Linked DNA regions of Homo sapiens: region 2 is linked to region 1. A link is a loop called in an ENCODE intact Hi-C map of the cell type or tissue named here. Cell type or tissue: gastrocnemius medialis. All regions are shown on one strand.

What was found. Hi-C counts contacts between places; a loop is a spot of excess contacts. Peaks named below come from ENCODE experiments on the same cell type or tissue, not always from the same donor. Only the 100,000 strongest peaks of a DNase experiment are listed, where the experiment ranks them.
Region 2: it touches region 1 in a loop (5-fold over the local background); 45 of 110 quality-filtered maps call a loop at or near these places.

What each region holds. Positions count from the first base shown.
Region 1 is chr12:5,167,698-5,175,697 of GRCh38, reverse strand. It overlaps LOC105369617 (a long non-coding RNA gene), which reads right to left. Exons shown (of 10, transcript NR_188066.1): 3 at 5,819-5,891; 4 at 3,809-3,889. Among named protein-coding and RNA genes, the nearest start is that of LINC02443, 71 kb to the left of the region's middle. RefSeq lists enhancers at 1,469-2,668, 3,137-3,873. In gastrocnemius medialis, a CTCF peak has its summit at 3,768 (motif pointing left); DNase peaks (open chromatin) are centred at 1,837 and 4,627; H3K27ac peaks cover 2,761 bases.
Region 2 is chr12:5,428,855-5,436,854 of GRCh38, reverse strand. NTF3 (neurotrophin 3) reads right to left here and starts at 4,747. Exons shown (of 2, transcript NM_001102654.2): 1 at 4,513-4,747. The coding sequence starts at 4,530. RefSeq lists an enhancer at 3,405-3,930. In gastrocnemius medialis, CTCF peaks have their summits at 7,745 and 7,945; DNase peaks (open chromatin) are centred at 4,753 and 6,054; H3K4me3 peaks cover 3,697 bases; H3K27ac peaks cover 1,308 bases; H3K27me3 peaks cover 250 bases.

The DNA.
Region 1 (8,000 bases):
TTGGAACCAACCCAAATGCCCATCAATGATAGACTGGATAGAGAAAATGTGGCACATATACACCATGGAATACTATGCAGCCATTAAAAAGGATGAGTTCATGTCCTTTGCAGGGACATGGATGAAGCTGGAAACCATCATCCTCAGCAAACTAACACAAGCAACTAAACACCCTCAATCTGGGTGGGCATCACCTAATCAGCAGCCAGTGCAGCTAGGATAAGGAGGCAGGAGAAGGCGGAATAGCAGACTTGCTGGGTCTTCCAGGCTCCATCTTTCTCCCGTGCTGGATGCTTCCTGCCTTCAAACATCAGACTCCAGGTTTTTCAGCTTTTGGATTCTTGGACTTACACCAGTGATTTGCCAGGGGCTCTTCGGCCTTTGCCCAAAGACTGAAGGCTGCACTGTCAGCTTCCCTACTTCTGAGGTTTTGGGACTTGCACTGACTTCCTTGCTCCTCAGCTTGTAGATGGTCTATGTTGGGACTTCACCTTGTGATCGTGTGAGTCAATTTTTCTAATAAACTCCCCTTCCTATATACATATATCCTATTAATTCTGTTCCTTCAGAGAGCCCTGACTAATACACTACCCAAAGGAAAAGAAGTCATTTTATGAAAAAGGCACCTGCACACACATGTTTATGGCAGCCCAATTCACAATTGCAAAGATACGGAAGCAACCTAAGTCCACATCGATCAGTGAGTGGATAAAGAAAATGTAGTATATATCCACCATGGAACACTACTTAGCCATAAAGAGGAAGAAAGTAATGTCTTTTGCAGCAACTTGGATGGAGCTGCAGGTCATTATTCTAAGTAAAGTAACCCAGGAATGGAAACCCAAATACTGTACATTCTTACTTATAAGTGGGAACTAAGCTATAGGGAAGCAAAAACATATACAGTGATATAAAGGACTGTGGGAACTTGGCGGAGAAGTTGAGAGGAGGGTGAGAGATAAAAGACTACATATTAGGTACAGTGTACACTGTTTGGGTGATGGGTGCACTAAAATCTCAGAATTCACCAGTAAAGAACTCATCCACCCTAAAAACTATTGAAATAAAAAATAATAATATAAAGAAAAATAAAATAAATAATAATAAACTATTGTTACAATAGCTTGGGTGAATCTCAAAGGCATAATGCTGAGTGAAAGAAGCTAGTTTCAGAAAATTACATGCTGTATAAATTCATTCATATGACATCCTCAAAAAGATAAAACTATAGTAATAGAGAAAAGATCATTGGTTGCCGGGGTTAGAAATATGGAGAGAGTATGACTACAAAGGGAGTAGTAGCATGAAGGAGTTCTTTGGGGTCATGGAACTGTACTGTATTCTGATAATAGTAGTGGTTACATGATCCTACATATATGTTAAAGCTCATGGAGCTATAAAACCCCCGAAAGTCAATTTTGCTATATTTTAATTTTTAAAGAAAGGAACATAGAGCTATTTTGAGAAAAATAAAGACATGAAAGGATAGCCCAAGAGAGTCCAGTAGAAGAAGCAGAGGCAAAGTTTTCCTTGGCTCTTGGTTATGGGCTGTCTGCTGAATATGAGTCTTGGATCTTTTTCAGCATCAACTTGCAGAAGCTATGCCTTTCCACCCTTGCCCTTGTAGCTTCTCTGAGTCCAGGTCTCCCCACTCCCATGCCAATGGACCCTTCATAATGGGGAAGGCATCACAGCAAGACGCAGGCTTGGGGCTTTCCCAATGACCAGGTTCTCATTAAGTGCCATCTCACCATCAACCAGCGACAGCAATGTCCCTCTTGCCCAAGCTCCTCCCTTCCCTGCACTCTGGTTGCCCTCTAAATGGCACCAGCCCAAACCAGGGACAGTCACTCGTCCACTCACTTCCCAAATATTTACAGAGCGCCTGTTGGGTGCCAGGCTCCTCCAGGGGCCCTGCTGCCAGGCCGAAGCCCACGGCGGCATATTCTGGAGAGCCCGGCTGTTGGAGCAGCTGTCCTCTCAAGAACCAGCACTGGCATGTCCTGTCCCAGAGGACCCAGGTCGTTATCTCATTTCCCATCTTTGCAGATTTTAAATGCTTTCCAACACTTCACCCCTTTCTCAGATGAAGATTTAAACATAGGCGGGTGGACATCCAATATGGTAATATTTTTCTGTTGATTCATCAACCTCCACAGGCACTTGCTTCCTTGATTCTCTGACCTTATTCAGTTGGTACTTTCAGTGTGACAACTTTTCTCAACTCACTGGCAGAAAAAATCATTCTCGTCCTGTTTCCAGAGGTGCAACAGGAGGTTGGCAAGAGTAAGTCTTAAAGAACAGCAGTGATGCCTGCTAGGGCCCTGACAGATTGGCAATAGAACTGGGGCTAGAGTCTACACCGCAAGAGCTCCCGTGCGTTTCCACAGTCAAACAACCCAGAATGCTGAACATCTTACAATCTGAAGAATTTGTCCAAAAACCAGACAGAAATGGAGGAAGCTCTCTCCCAAGTATCTGCATAAGCAACGTAGGGCAGAAACACTTTCAAAACTCTGTCGTGTCCTGGGGGCAAGAGATGTTTTTGATAGATGTTGCGATGACAGCAGTTCACAGCAGCCCCACATTCAGGGAACTGTTCCAGCGCGCCAGAGGTTGGGAGGCTTTTAACTCTCTTCATTCATCCTCACACACGCCAGCTAAGCGAAAGCAACGTGAAGGAGCTGACAAACCACAAAGACCAGGAAATGCAGAGTAAATGCTGATCGGAAGAGCAGTAGAAGGTAAATGGGTATCAAAATATAATCTGGGAGTGCGGGCTGGCCTTAGGATGCTTGAAAGCTGTTCTGATGACTTCCCAGCACACGCGGAGGAGACCAGCCCGCAGGTGCCAGGAGCGGGAAGGGAAGCAAATGTACACCCTTGTGCACTTGCCCAGTGCACACCGCAAATGTGCTGTCCCTGGTGCGGTGTGCAGCAAGGCTGGCCTAATGCTAAACTTTGGTCAGAGCTTTGCTGAGTGAGAACGCCAGTTCCAACCCTCAATGTGACACTTTATTAATTAAGTGAGGGATTTACAGCAATAACTGATAATCAAATGGAACAATTGTAACAATATACTGCAATACAAGTTTTGTGATTGTGGTCTCTACCTTGCTGTACTGTGCTCACCTATCTTTGAAATTCAACTGACTTCATGTAACTGAAACTGCAGAGAGTAAAAATCATGGAAAACGGGTATTATTGCATGTCTCTTGACCTTGGCAGTCCCAGGTGGTTGGGAGAGCACCTGACAGATCCTAGCAGGCTGACCTCAGTGCTAGTCCCAGCTGTAACTAGCTAAGTCACTGAGTAAGCCATCTGCCCTCTAAGGCTCTGCCGCAGATGCAGCTGTGTGCCCTCCAGGTGCCCAAATAGATGAGAGAAGAGCACAGCAAAATTTCCCATCCAGACAGCCCCTCTGTACAACCCTTGACTTTCAAATCTTGAACCTCTCGGGCATCGGGGCACAAAAACCCTGGTAGGTTCACAAACACTGAGGACCTGAGCCCTCTGATGCCTCTGGCGGGACCATGTTCTGGGTGGGACCGTGTTCTTGGACCACCGTGGGCACACGTCATTCTGAAGACACTTGTTCTCCAGTCTACAGGCCACCCTTTGCCCATTCCCACTCCTCTAGTGAATCTGAATGGCAGAGACTGAGGCAATTCTCCGGATTTCTGAATCTGCCCTTCCTTAAAGGCTGCTGGAAAGGATTGTACCGCCAAAGGGAAGAAATCTCAGGGAGATGCTGCCCCCTTCTGGGAAACATGCAAAAGTAAAACCCCAAAGACAAGGAATTTCCTACCTGTTCTGGAATTCTCGCTGTGGAGATGCACTGCTCTGTGTTCTGGGGATAACCAACACATTATATGCTAGATGCAATTGCCTGCAAGAAGAGGAAACGTGGATTAGATTCATCATTGACTCACCATTGAGACCTTCCTTCAAAGACAGGAAAAATCTCTGAGAGGGAGGGGCCGGATTTAAGAGGTTATTGCTGCCATCCCCTGCCTCTGAGCAAGAGCTGAAGCATGGCTCAGTCTCCTAGCACCCTCATCTTTAAAAAGAAAATCTCCCTCTGTCTGATAAATCCCTTTCCTGCTACACGTTCAAGTTCACACTTCCCTTGGGTCAGGGATTAATGGGGTGAACAAACCAAATCTGAGCACCTATTATTGCTTAGCTCAGGAATGCAAGCCATAGCCTTGCCCTTGGGGAGCTCACAGTATAGTCAGAGGGACAGAAAGGTAGTCCAAGAGAAAATATATGTAACATGCGTGAATGTGCCTGGGTGTTACAGGGGTGTCCGGGAACACAGACTAGATGGGGGTGCATCAGGGTCCTGAAGGTGTCCTCATGCACCTTAACTCAGCTTTAGAGAATGTACAGGACTTAAGGAGTGATGGTCAAGAAGGAAAGCGATAAAAGTGTGAGACTGTGCACAGCTAGACGTGCATGGCGAGAGGAAAAACATTCCTTGTTCTTTCTTTCTGTCTTGTTTTCTTCCCTGTGGGGATGAGAAAGCAATAGGCCACTTCAGCTTGAGTTGAATGGCACGCCATTGAAAGCAGCCGCTGGACTGTCAGAGTTTACATACAACCTTCTGGCCATAAATAGCACCCTGCATGCACTTACACACCCCCTCTGAAAATAGCATTGGCTGTTCTCACAGTGATTTGAACTGAGAGTTTATATTTAGTTTACTCTCTCCCATCTATTTATATTTCTTTTGTTTACATAAATATCCCTCTCGATTTATTGCTGTCACGTCTGGGCACCTGACATCAATAGAAGAACACATAGCAACTTCATTCCATATGAACTGGGCAGTTAAATCCATCTCCCCCTTATCTTTGATGTGTTCTCAAATGCACATCTTAGAATTCCACAATCCCAGGCTTGAAAAGAGACTTGAGAGGCTTTTATTTTCCTCCTCCCCTCCCTCCAGCTAGATTCCCTGGCACTGGACTGTTTAAATTTCACAGACTTCCCAAAAAGGGAGCTGTACCCTACGCCTTTGGTCCAAAATTGGCATTTTTCAGCCATAGATTCATTCTGCTGGAGCCTGTGAACAGTTCACTCTGCTCGAAGGGCGCTTCACGAACTCACAGGCTGTATCCCTGCAGTCAATTCCTTTCCCCAACCAACATGCCCACTTTATTTCCCTGCAGCCCTCAGCTCTTTATTTTTTATTTTTTATTTTATTTTATTTTTTTTGAGACAGAGTTTCGCTCTGTCACCCAGGCTGGAGTGCAGTGGCGCGATCTCGGCTCACTGCAAGCTCCGCCTCCCGGGTTCACGCCATTCTGCTGCCTCAGCCTCCCGAATAGCTGGGACTACAGGCGCCCGCCACCGCGCCCGGCTAATTTTTTTGTATTTTTAGCAGAGACAGGGTTTCACCGTGTTAGCCAGGATGGTCTCGATCTCCTGATCTCGTGATCTGCCCGCCTCGGCCTCCCAAAGTGCTGGGATTACAGGCGTGAGCCACCGCGCCCGGCCTTTTATTTTTATCAATCTTTTTGCCATTTTCACGGACTCTCCTCGGAACCCCCCCTCCCCCTCCGCCTTCCGATTCTGCATTTTCCTCAAGGTTGAGGGTTCAGAATCCGAGTGAGGCCCTGGGTTTGGTGGGAGGCCATCGGAAAGGGTGCTTGAGTCCCTGGGGCAACACCCAGACCCAATCACGATGTTCTGGTGCCACCTTAGGGTATCATAAATAGCACACGAAACTCTGTGGACTCCAGACCTTTCTCTACCCTACTCCTGGAAAAGTAGAAAGAACAGAGGCTTTGGAGTCAGACAGTTCTAGAGGTACCTGTTAAGTTGTGGAGTTGTAGAGTCTTGGGCAAATGCATAAGCCTCTCCGAGCCTCGGTCTCCTCATCTCATCTGTAAAATGGAGACAATAACACCTTTCAAAGCTGCAAGAAAATATGAAGAACAGGAAGAGTAGGTGTCCAAATGTTATGAAATGTCTAATATTGCCTCTGCTCTCTTCCCTTGAGAAGCCCACATGCCCCTCCTGACATTTTTTAAATCCCCCTTCCCATTAAGACTTCCTAGAGCTTCCGTAGAGTCTAAGGAAGTCTGAGTCGCCCTCTGAAGTGAGAGTCGGTGTTCCTAGACAGGAACAAGCCATTTTTACCATAAACTACAGGCCTGGAGTTCCTGGAAAGAGATTAAATTGCTGCATAGTCTTGGTGGCTATTTGGACAGCCTGCCTGGGCAACCAAAAAGCAGAATCCTGTTCTGCGGTGAACAGCATCCTAAGCGGGAGGGACACATTCCCCATCTCTGTTGAGGATTGAGCAGGAGGCGTAGGAGAAGACGGGGCAGGGAGGTGGAGACTGAGGCACCCAGAGAAGAACAGCCAGATGGGGAAGGGGACAGACCGCCTGGAAGAGGCAGGACCGGCAGACACCTCGTTCTCATGCACGCTGTCTCTCTTGCATTCTTGGCTCCAATCTCATCGGCTTCAGTCTCTCACCAAACATACAGCCAGTCTGGTATTTATTCCAGGTAATCTTGCCTTTTATTGCAATCTCAAGCCAAAGGAGGAAAGAACAGAATCAAAAACTCAGAGAAAAACAAAATTCTAAATTGTATCCAAGTTAAATGCTCTCCTTCAGCATGCACGCTGGATCATATAAATCACCTGAGAAAAGGAGGCCACTTTAGGAGCCTGCTCTTTAAAATCGGCCTCCCGGTCAGGGTCAGCACTCTGGCTTCCGGCAGGTAGGGGGGAGATGAAAGCCCCGGGTTCCCCAGAGAGGCAGTGGCTGAGGCAGGCAGTTACCAAGGGAAGCAAAGGACTCCCAGCTGGACCGAGGCCATGCACCCAGGGAGATCGTCCCTGAAGAATCTAGTTTTGTCTAGGCCACACCAGCTCCTGCATCCCCATCTTGCCCAGGATGAGAAGCTGGTCAAGTCCTCCCTTTCCCTTTCATTCAATAACAATTTGTAAAGTTTCCACTGTGAGCCAGGCGCTGTCCTAAGCACTTGCCATCCATCGATGAACTCAGCAGGGAAAACTCCTATGATCATAAGGTTTGCATTAGCTTTCCTGATCCACGGCTAATGATTGTCCCTGATATTAATGTGGTACTTAGTTCCCGATGAATGTCTTTAGATACACTGTCTCGTTTGAATTTCATGGCAGCCTTTGAGGTTAGCTCAGCAGATCCCGCAGCTGCCATTGGTGAATAAAAGAGGAGAGGTACACACAGAGAGCGGAGGCAGAATGATTCAGAGGTGGAGTCAGAACAGGAATTCAGAGCTCCCGATTCTCCCCATAGGGGTCTGTCCTCTGTCACTCTCTGCTCCTGCCTTGATGCTGATGAAATCCAAGTCAACCACTTCTGTGCTGGGGCCATTCCTCCAGGAAGCCTGCCCAGACTGCTTCACCACACTGATCTCCCCATCCTTGAATTACTGTAACTCTTATGCAAGTGCCATGTTAGTTGTTCAACACTGTTTTGGGCATCATACTTCCCTGGCTACAGTGTAAACTCCTGGCTGACAGAGGCAGCGTAGAGAAACTCGGGATCCTTCAGCCGCACTGCCTGACCAGGGTGCTGCAGTCCTTTTTATGATGTCCCAAGACCCTGATGTCCTCGGTTCTCAGGACCACTGAGTGGGGTCTGGAGCATCAGGACATGACCTCTGGCTGCAGGTGGCCTCATTAATTTATTCTGGTGAATTTTGCAAATCACTTTGTATGTGTCCCATTCTATGAAAAAAAAAAAAAAAAAAAAAGCTGGAGAGCTCTGCTTATATCCACTAGCAGAGTACTGGACACCTGGTTGGTGGTTAATAGATACCTGGCGATGTGTTGAATGCTGAAAAGACAAATGTCACAGTATTGCAAGCTGGGAAGGATGGGTGAAGTATCTCATTATTGCAAATGAGGACTGAGACCTAGAGAAGTGGATGATTTGTTGAGGGCCCCACAGTGCATAGGTGTCAGAGCCAGGCCAGGGCCTCGGCTTCTTAGTCTGT
Region 2 (8,000 bases), 260 kb before region 1:
CCTCTGAATAGCTCAAAGATCTTAAAGATTTCCATCATCTATAATCTAGGTTTGGCTGCCTCCAGCTTCTGGATGAGTAAACTGAGGCAGTTATAAAAAGTTTTATTTACACAATGAGTGAGCAGTAGAGATGCTGTGGGCATCATGATTACTGATTAAGTTGCATTGTAAAGAGAAAGGGGTCCAGATCCTATTTTCACAATGACCTACATACGTGCTAGCACCTGTATTTAATTACATTTCATCTTTGTATGGCTGTATACAACTAAACACATCAAGTTTTGATGGGGGAAAAGAGGAGTGAACTTTCCTTCTCCTTGAGTCATTATATTGCCCCTTTACAAAAAGAGAAACAGAAGAGTTATAGAGATTAAAAATGTCCCCAAAGTCACACTTTTCCCAAGTGGTAGAACTGGACTAGAACTAAGACATTCCCAATCCAGTCTTGCACTTCACCACCCTGCTCTCAGAAATATCTGCCCCGGATCTTCTGACCAATAGTCAAGCCCTATATAAACTATCTCTTACACAGATGAGTTTCCCTCTCAAAAATAAGGTAGACCCTTAAAATGGCACAGCTGTAACTTCATGAATTCAAAAATGTCATGAGTCAAATAAAGTCCTCCCAAACATATGCCCAACGGTGGTCAGAACCTAATCAAATGGGGATCCCCATCGTCTGCTCCAGACAGGCAGATGTGTGCATCACAAAAGCACAGCCTTCACTCTGTTCCTACCCAGTTGCCTCACCAGCCATCTCAGGGTATGGACCCGATCAACGACACCTTTGTCTCATTCCCCAAAGTCTACGGCCCTTCTTTTGTGTACACCTTTTTTCGCTAAAGATGCACATCTGAGTATCCAAGACAATTTTTATCCTTCCCCAGACACACAGAATTCCTGCAAAAACACATACTGGCACCCCCTTCACAAGAGCCAGAATATCCACCCCTCCTATCCACCTCGCTAGTTTTCTCCCAGTTACGTTACTCCAGGCCAAAGTGCATGTGCACGCACCTGCATGCATACCCACCCCCCCAACACACACTCAGGTTAGCTTTACACTCGTAGCCCAGAAAACATCAAAGATGAACAAACACTCCCAGTCCATCTCTTCCTTGATCATGACTTCACCATTCTCCAGCTCCACATAACAGGTCTCATTCCAGCTATGAAGGAGGCTCTGTGTACTCTTAGAAACTCAATCCTTAGAGGGATCTGGACCTGCATTCTGACCTGAAGTGCAGCACCCTCCAATTCCCAGCCCACACCCCACACAAGAAACAACAACACCGTCCAGCTCCCTTCCCAATACACAAAAGTCTACATCATCCCTCTCTTTATGCCCCACTTTTTACAAAACCAGAGATATATTTCAAGTCAGCTTCCCTTTGGCCCCCAAGATCCATAAACATCTCTAGAAACTGAATTATAGACCTTGAAGAAACCTCAACAAGCGTCGAGCTCTGTCTATTTCTGGCAAAATTGCATCAGTTTTACTGAGCCTGGAGAAGGAATTTTTCCAGGGCAGTGTGCCATGCCCCAGTACCCAGCAATGGGCTGAGCATCCAGTAGGCACTCCATTAGCTTTAATTGATTATCAATATGAACTGGTGATAGTGAATTCTCCTATTACATAAGAAACCCATTACAAAACATTATACAACATGCATCCCTGACACCAGGCACAGATAGTGCATTCCTCTACTTACTTCAGTCTTATGCACACATCTCTTCCTGTTCCCACCCAGTGCCAATGCACAAGGACTTTTCCCCTTAAATGTACATCCCTCATTCTAAGCCTCCTCCAATTCTCTTCTCTCTGGGGAGGAAGGAGGGGGGAGGCAAACACCAACACCAACCCGGTGTCCTTCCCTGCAAATGCTTTGTCTTTCCATAAAGAGGATCTGAGCTCACACTTTTCTACCCCCTACATGCCCCAGTGCCATTCCAGCCAAATTTCCCAGTGCACCCTCATGAAGTTCAAACCCCGTGCTCCTCAGATAATCTTCCCCCACCCCCCACACACATCCCTTTGGTAATCCTCAGGCGCCCAACCTTCCACATGCATCCACCTTTCCCTCACACACACAGCCGCCCTCCTACACCACACCCACTCCATGTGTTTGTGCAGGCATGCACAAGCCATCTGTCTTCAACAGGCTGCACCTCTCCTCCTGCTCTGACACCCTTCATAGGCACAGATTTCGCATTAGCTACACCTATGTTCCTGCAAGCTCTTGTCTCCCGCTAAGCACACAGATGCCCATCCGACAGACTCCCCAGAAACACACACCTCCCAGGCACCAAAGAGGGATAGGACTCCAGCTCTTTTGCCACCTTCCCCTACACACACACACACACACACACACACACACACACTTTGGAAAAACATCCCCATCCCTCCCTGACCACTCACTCAATGGTCACAATCTCACTCCATAGATAAGCATATCCCATTCACACACAACCAAACCCTCTAAGTCCAGCTACACTCCAGTCCTCACCAACACAAAATCCCACACACTCTCCCTAGGGGAAATACCCCAGACTTTCTATCTCCCTTCAACACTGTCTACCGGAGCCTGCATTATTTTCCAACCCCCTTACCTCCTAACACGATACCTAAGTCTGTGTGTTTGCGCCCAAGGCAGAGGGGGTTGGAGTTTATCCTCCACATTCTACCTTTCAGCTTTCTTTGTGTGACATGTCAAAAAGGAATTGAGGGCAGGCGGGAGGCAGGCTGAGTACGCTGGAGAACTTCTGAGTGTTGTGAAAACAGGACCTCTGGAAAAGTCTCCTCTATGTTACAACTTTCTCCCATCCTGACGTTTAGGACAGAGCGCTTCCATGTTCTCCTCGTTCGCTGTTTTGCGGGGTAGGAGCGGGCACCTCTTTATTTAAAAAGCAGGTCGCTCAGTGCACTCCATAATCAGCTGAGTTACAAACATCAGGCTCCAGGAGAAACACCCACCCCTTCCAGGCTCCCCTCCCCTCTCAGCAGGCCCTCGCCCCCGCCTCTTCACACACATAAACAAGTCCACAGGCGCACAGTCTCCCGAGCTCTCTAGCTCTGAGCCCGGCGCTCCCGGGAGCAACCTCCATTCGGACTCAGAACCTGCCGCCCGCCGCCAGAGGCCGAGGCCAGACGATCTTTTCGGTGTTTCCCCCACCGGCAATCCCACCCCAGCCTCGATTCCAGCAAAAGGGATCCTTTCTAGTCCACAGCCCCGACACCGTCGGACGCAAGGGTCTCAGTGCCGTGCATCTGAAGCGCAGACGACGAATGAACGCAGCAGCCAAACTCCCGCAAAGAAGCAGCGCCTCCTGGACGCGCACCCACTCCCGCGGAGAGCAACAAGCAGAATCCTACTCCCCCATCCCATGCCCTCGGCCCTCGCCCCTCCTGTCCCTAACCTTCAACTCCCAAGCGTCCCAAATTTCATCAGGAGCATCCACCACTGAGTAAAGCTCTGGGGCAATGGGACAGTTCGGTCCGTCGTGGGACCTTTAAACTCCGACCTGGCTGGCTGCGCGGGTGCCCAGGTCTCCCGGCCTCCCACGCCACCGCTCAAAGTCCGAGAACAGGCTGGACGATACCGCAAGGAGATCCCCTGGGATGGCCGGGCCCGGGTGCCCGCCGCTCCCCGGAGGGGTCCCAGATGTGCGGGCTGCGTACGGAGCTCCAACATCTGCGCAAAGGCCCAGGGTGGGGTGGCCACCGGGTGGGCGCTGGCCAAGAGGAGCCCGGGGCGCGAGGTCTTTTCTGAAAAAACCCTTTCGGGGAACTCCAACGCAGGTACGCGGCGCGTGGCAGTGAGTCCCAACTCCCAAAACTGGAACGCGAGGTTCCGGGTCCTGAGCTGCGCGTCCCCTCCCCCCAGCCCACGCCCGGGCCAGAGTGGTGCTGGGGCGAGCTGAGAATCAGGCTCAGCGGCCGGCAGAGTGCAGGGCGTGTGCAGGGGAGCTGCCGCGGCACCTCCCCGCCCGGAGTTCTGTCTGCCACCCCCTTTTGTTATAGGATGCGCTAGGAGCTTTCTCGGAGGAGCAGGCGGGTCGGTTGGGAGTGGTGGGTGGTTGATTCTGTTGAATCTCTTTCCTGCTCTTTCGTCGTCCCCATTTCCCCTCTTCTGCCCCCACCCTTTCCAATCCAGGTCCCTTAAACCTGATCACTTTCCCAGATTGAGGGAAGCTTCTTGGGCAGCCGAGGGACAAGAGGGGAGGAGGTGGAGAAGGGTGTCCGTGTCTGTGTGTGTGTGTGTGTGTGTGTGTGTGTGTGTGTGTGTGTGTGTGTGTGTAGCGGGGTGGCTGCGGTTGCGCTTCGGCCTGAGCAGATCCCAGCGCAAACTTTGGGGAAGACACAAGCCCGGGAAAGTGAGTGAGCGCGGCGCGATGGGGGTGGGGCGGGATGCGGATCTGGGGCCCCCCGCACCAGTCCACTGGAAAATCCCTCCCCACGTGGACCCCCATCCCCAAACCTGCCCACCCAAGGTGCCCGCCGCCTCCCCTTACCGTGGCAAAAGTAACCATGGCATCCGTGTGGCCGTTTCCAGGGACGTCGACATGAAGAGAAAGGTGGACGCGAGCTCGGTCATTCAAAGTCTCCCCCACCCCGCCGCAGCCACTACCCAGCAGGGGAAAAAGGAGAGGAAGAAAGAAAGGAGAGAGAAGAAAGTAGTTGCGCCGGGCTGCGTCGCGGGGCGGTGCGCGGAGCTGTTCGGAAGGGAGAGGAGCTTCAACTCTGAGTCCCGTGAACAGAATCTGCGCGGTTATAACCAGCCAACCCGGCCAGATGGCTCCGCGCTCAGCGCCTTAACCCCTTCCGCGCCGCGCCGCCCTCCCCCGCCGGCCCGCGCCGCGCCGCGCGCGCCCGCGCCCCAGAGCCCCCCCCCCGCCCTCACTTCGGGACCCGTGGCGGGGAAGGGGTCATTTCTCCTGGCCCCTCTTGAAAAACAAAACCAAACCAAACAACAACAGCAACAAAAACTTCCAAATCTGTAGTATTCTTCAGTAACCCCCACCCTTGAGTTCCCTTTTAGAGATCCAGGAAAAAACGAAACGTTAAATGTATCGTAACAGGTTACATGTTAGTGTCTTCAGCCTTTCTTAGTGGTTCTTTTTCTTGAAATTTTTCTTTTTGATCTTTTTTCTTTCAAGATTTTCTTTACAAGGCATCAGGGCCTTTTCCTGCCTTTTTCCTCAGGAGGATCAGGTCTGAGGCGTAAACTCCTCCTCCAAACCTTAGACCCTTCCAGCTCCAGATCTCTCCCCACCCCCTACCAAGCCCACCCGCCACTCCTCCCCCCACCCCACAGCACGAACACGCCCAAGGACAATCGCTCCCCGGCGAACTCCCCGCTCCCGGGGACCCGCACCCAGGACGCTGTGTCGGCGGTCAAGGGAGGTCAAGGTAGAGGGGCGTGGGGGCGGGTGGTCCGAGGGACTAGGGAGGGGCTGTGTGTGCGCGCGCGTGTTTGCGGGAGCTTGAGTGTGGAAGGGAGAGGGAGATGGATCGCAGCCTCCCATTTCACCCATCCTCCAACTTCTAAACCCCTTCCTTCCAAACTAGGATGGGGCCCTGCAGCTAATCACTCGCCCAGCACCCACCAGTCTGCACGCGGGGACAGCGCGAGAAGCAGGAAAGGCGAGCAACAAACAAACCTGTTCGTGGCGCCCCGAAAGTAATGACGCTCACTTCCCCACCGGTGGATACATTCGAGGAGAGGATAGGGGGAGGGGGTCAAAATCTCTTATTTGGAGATAATTTTAGCTGCCCGTTAGACCTCACTTGCTCCGAGCCGTTCTCTCTAAATTTACCAAGTTAAGTCATCTTGATTTCGCCCATTTGCCATCGAGAGAAGGGGGAAAAATACCACTTAGTGATCAACGAGAAATCGAGAGCCCGGAAGCAGAGTTTTGCCCACTTGCCCGCTTCCCGAGTCCTTGCGTGGTGGACCTCCGCTCCAAGCCCCTCATCCCTTCCTCCCTGCCACTTCAGCCGCTCCTCACATCATCTCCTGCCAGGACCTTTTGACTCACGCGCGACTGGGAAGGGCAGCGAGTATCCCGTTTCCTCCCTGCCCTGTCGTTCGAGGTGTCTAATAAGCAAGCCGTTCCGCGTTTCGGTTAGGGCCCAGGTTCAAAAAATCCAAATACCTTGAAATTGCTTGAGAATTTGGTTAAACATCGGAACTGCACCCACCAGTTCAGGACCAACCGGCCGCAGAGAGTAGCTGGGGGGTTGGATGGGGAGGTGGGAAGGGAGGGGGGAGTCTGGGGGCTGCGTACTAGATAGATTGTACCTGCCTCATCATTATCCTGGCTGATGGGGGTTGCCACATCGAAAACCGCCAGAAGCGCCCACCGAGGCCCAGGGGCGTCACCTCCTGCGGTCCCTCGCAAGGGTAGGGTAGTCCTTCAGTGGCTCCCCTCGTGCCAAAATATCGACGTCTTCCTCAGGGCCAGAAGAGGCTGCCGAGTCGTTCCCTCCACCCAGCCACACAGCACCATGAAGGTTTGGATTGGGCGTGCTCTGTCGGGTTCTGCTTTTCTCCCTCTCATCTGGCCCGCCTCCCTGCCCTCCCCCACTTCCCGCACTTGCCCCCCTCCTCCAGCTTCTCGCCCTGGTCAAAGGAGGGATTCAGGCCCCAGTTTCAGATCCACTGGCAGAGTTCTTTTCTCAAGCTCCAGGTCCTCTGGGAACCTGAAGATTGCAAGGAAAGAGGTGGTTGGCTCCTGCTGCAGCAGGGAAGGGGTTAAATACATGTGCGGGCTGATCTGCAGGCAGCTCCCAGGTCCCTGGCAGTCTGGAGGGAGGAGGGGAAGGGGGGCAAACAAACTTGAAAAATCAGAAGAAAGGAAGGAGAAGAAAAGGCAGCAAGCAGTGCGTTTAGGACTTGGATTTGTTCTGCAGATGCCTTGCACTGGCTGGCCGCGTCATTTTGCCGGGACTTTCGGGGATCCCAGAGTTTGTCTTATTTCCAACTCCAAGGGGTTTTGTCCTAAGCTGGTGGGTCTGTCTTTGCTTGCAATCAACAGGCCTTGTAATATGAGAGGTGACACCTTAATCTTGCCAAATATGTGCTGTGTCTTTGTGGAGAGAGGGGAGGAGGGACTGAGGGAAGGAGGGAGGAAGAGGGAGAGACCCAGACAGGAGCAGAGGGTGAAAGATGCACTTTTTCTCAGAAGGATTGGTTTCCCAAAGGGAGAGCCTTAGCCCTTTTCTGAGTAGAAGACCTCTTTCAGACAGTCTACCTTGAGCACCGCCAACTGCCTTTTCCTTTACTGTTTTTCTTTAGACTTCAGACCTAAAGATTTCTTCCCTCTAAGACTAGGGACTGACCCCCCAGCTCGCTGTTGTGGCTTCCAAGGGAGTGGCAAGGTGCTGAATGAAGAAGGTGGGAAGAAAAAAAGAATTAGAAAGGTGTATTTTTAAGAAGACAGAATAAAAAGATCATTCTCTACTATGTAGAGCCATTTTTAAACTAGAATATTGTGACTTCTAAGTAAATCCGTGTTTCTAAATAGAGATTTTTCTTTTCTATAGAAATACCATTGGTATGGATAGCAAAAGCAAAGATCAGGACTGGAAAGTAAGCTGGCTGCGAGCTTGTGCCCTGTACATAGGCCTGGTTAAGGAAGCATCCAGGATGAGATCTTTTAGGATTCACTAGGTAGGTGCTCCTCTCCAAGTTGACTTCGTGGCCATGACTTTGGCTGCCCATCTGTCGACTGTATTTTTAGGTTGCTGAACTTTCTTCTTCTCCCTGCTGCATCTGAGAGTAAGGCCCTGACTCCTGGAAGTGATTTCTGAGAGCAGGAATCAGATCTTGTTTTTGAAAACCCCCTTTAAAACTCTCTCCTAAAGCAAATTTCCAGAGCGTGCCTTCTGGTTACCCTTATCTTTTGCAATAGCACCACTCTGTGGTTGGAACACTGAACAGAAACAAAACGGCAACGTGGGATTGAATTTTGCCTTTATCTTGTGAAAACAGCACTTA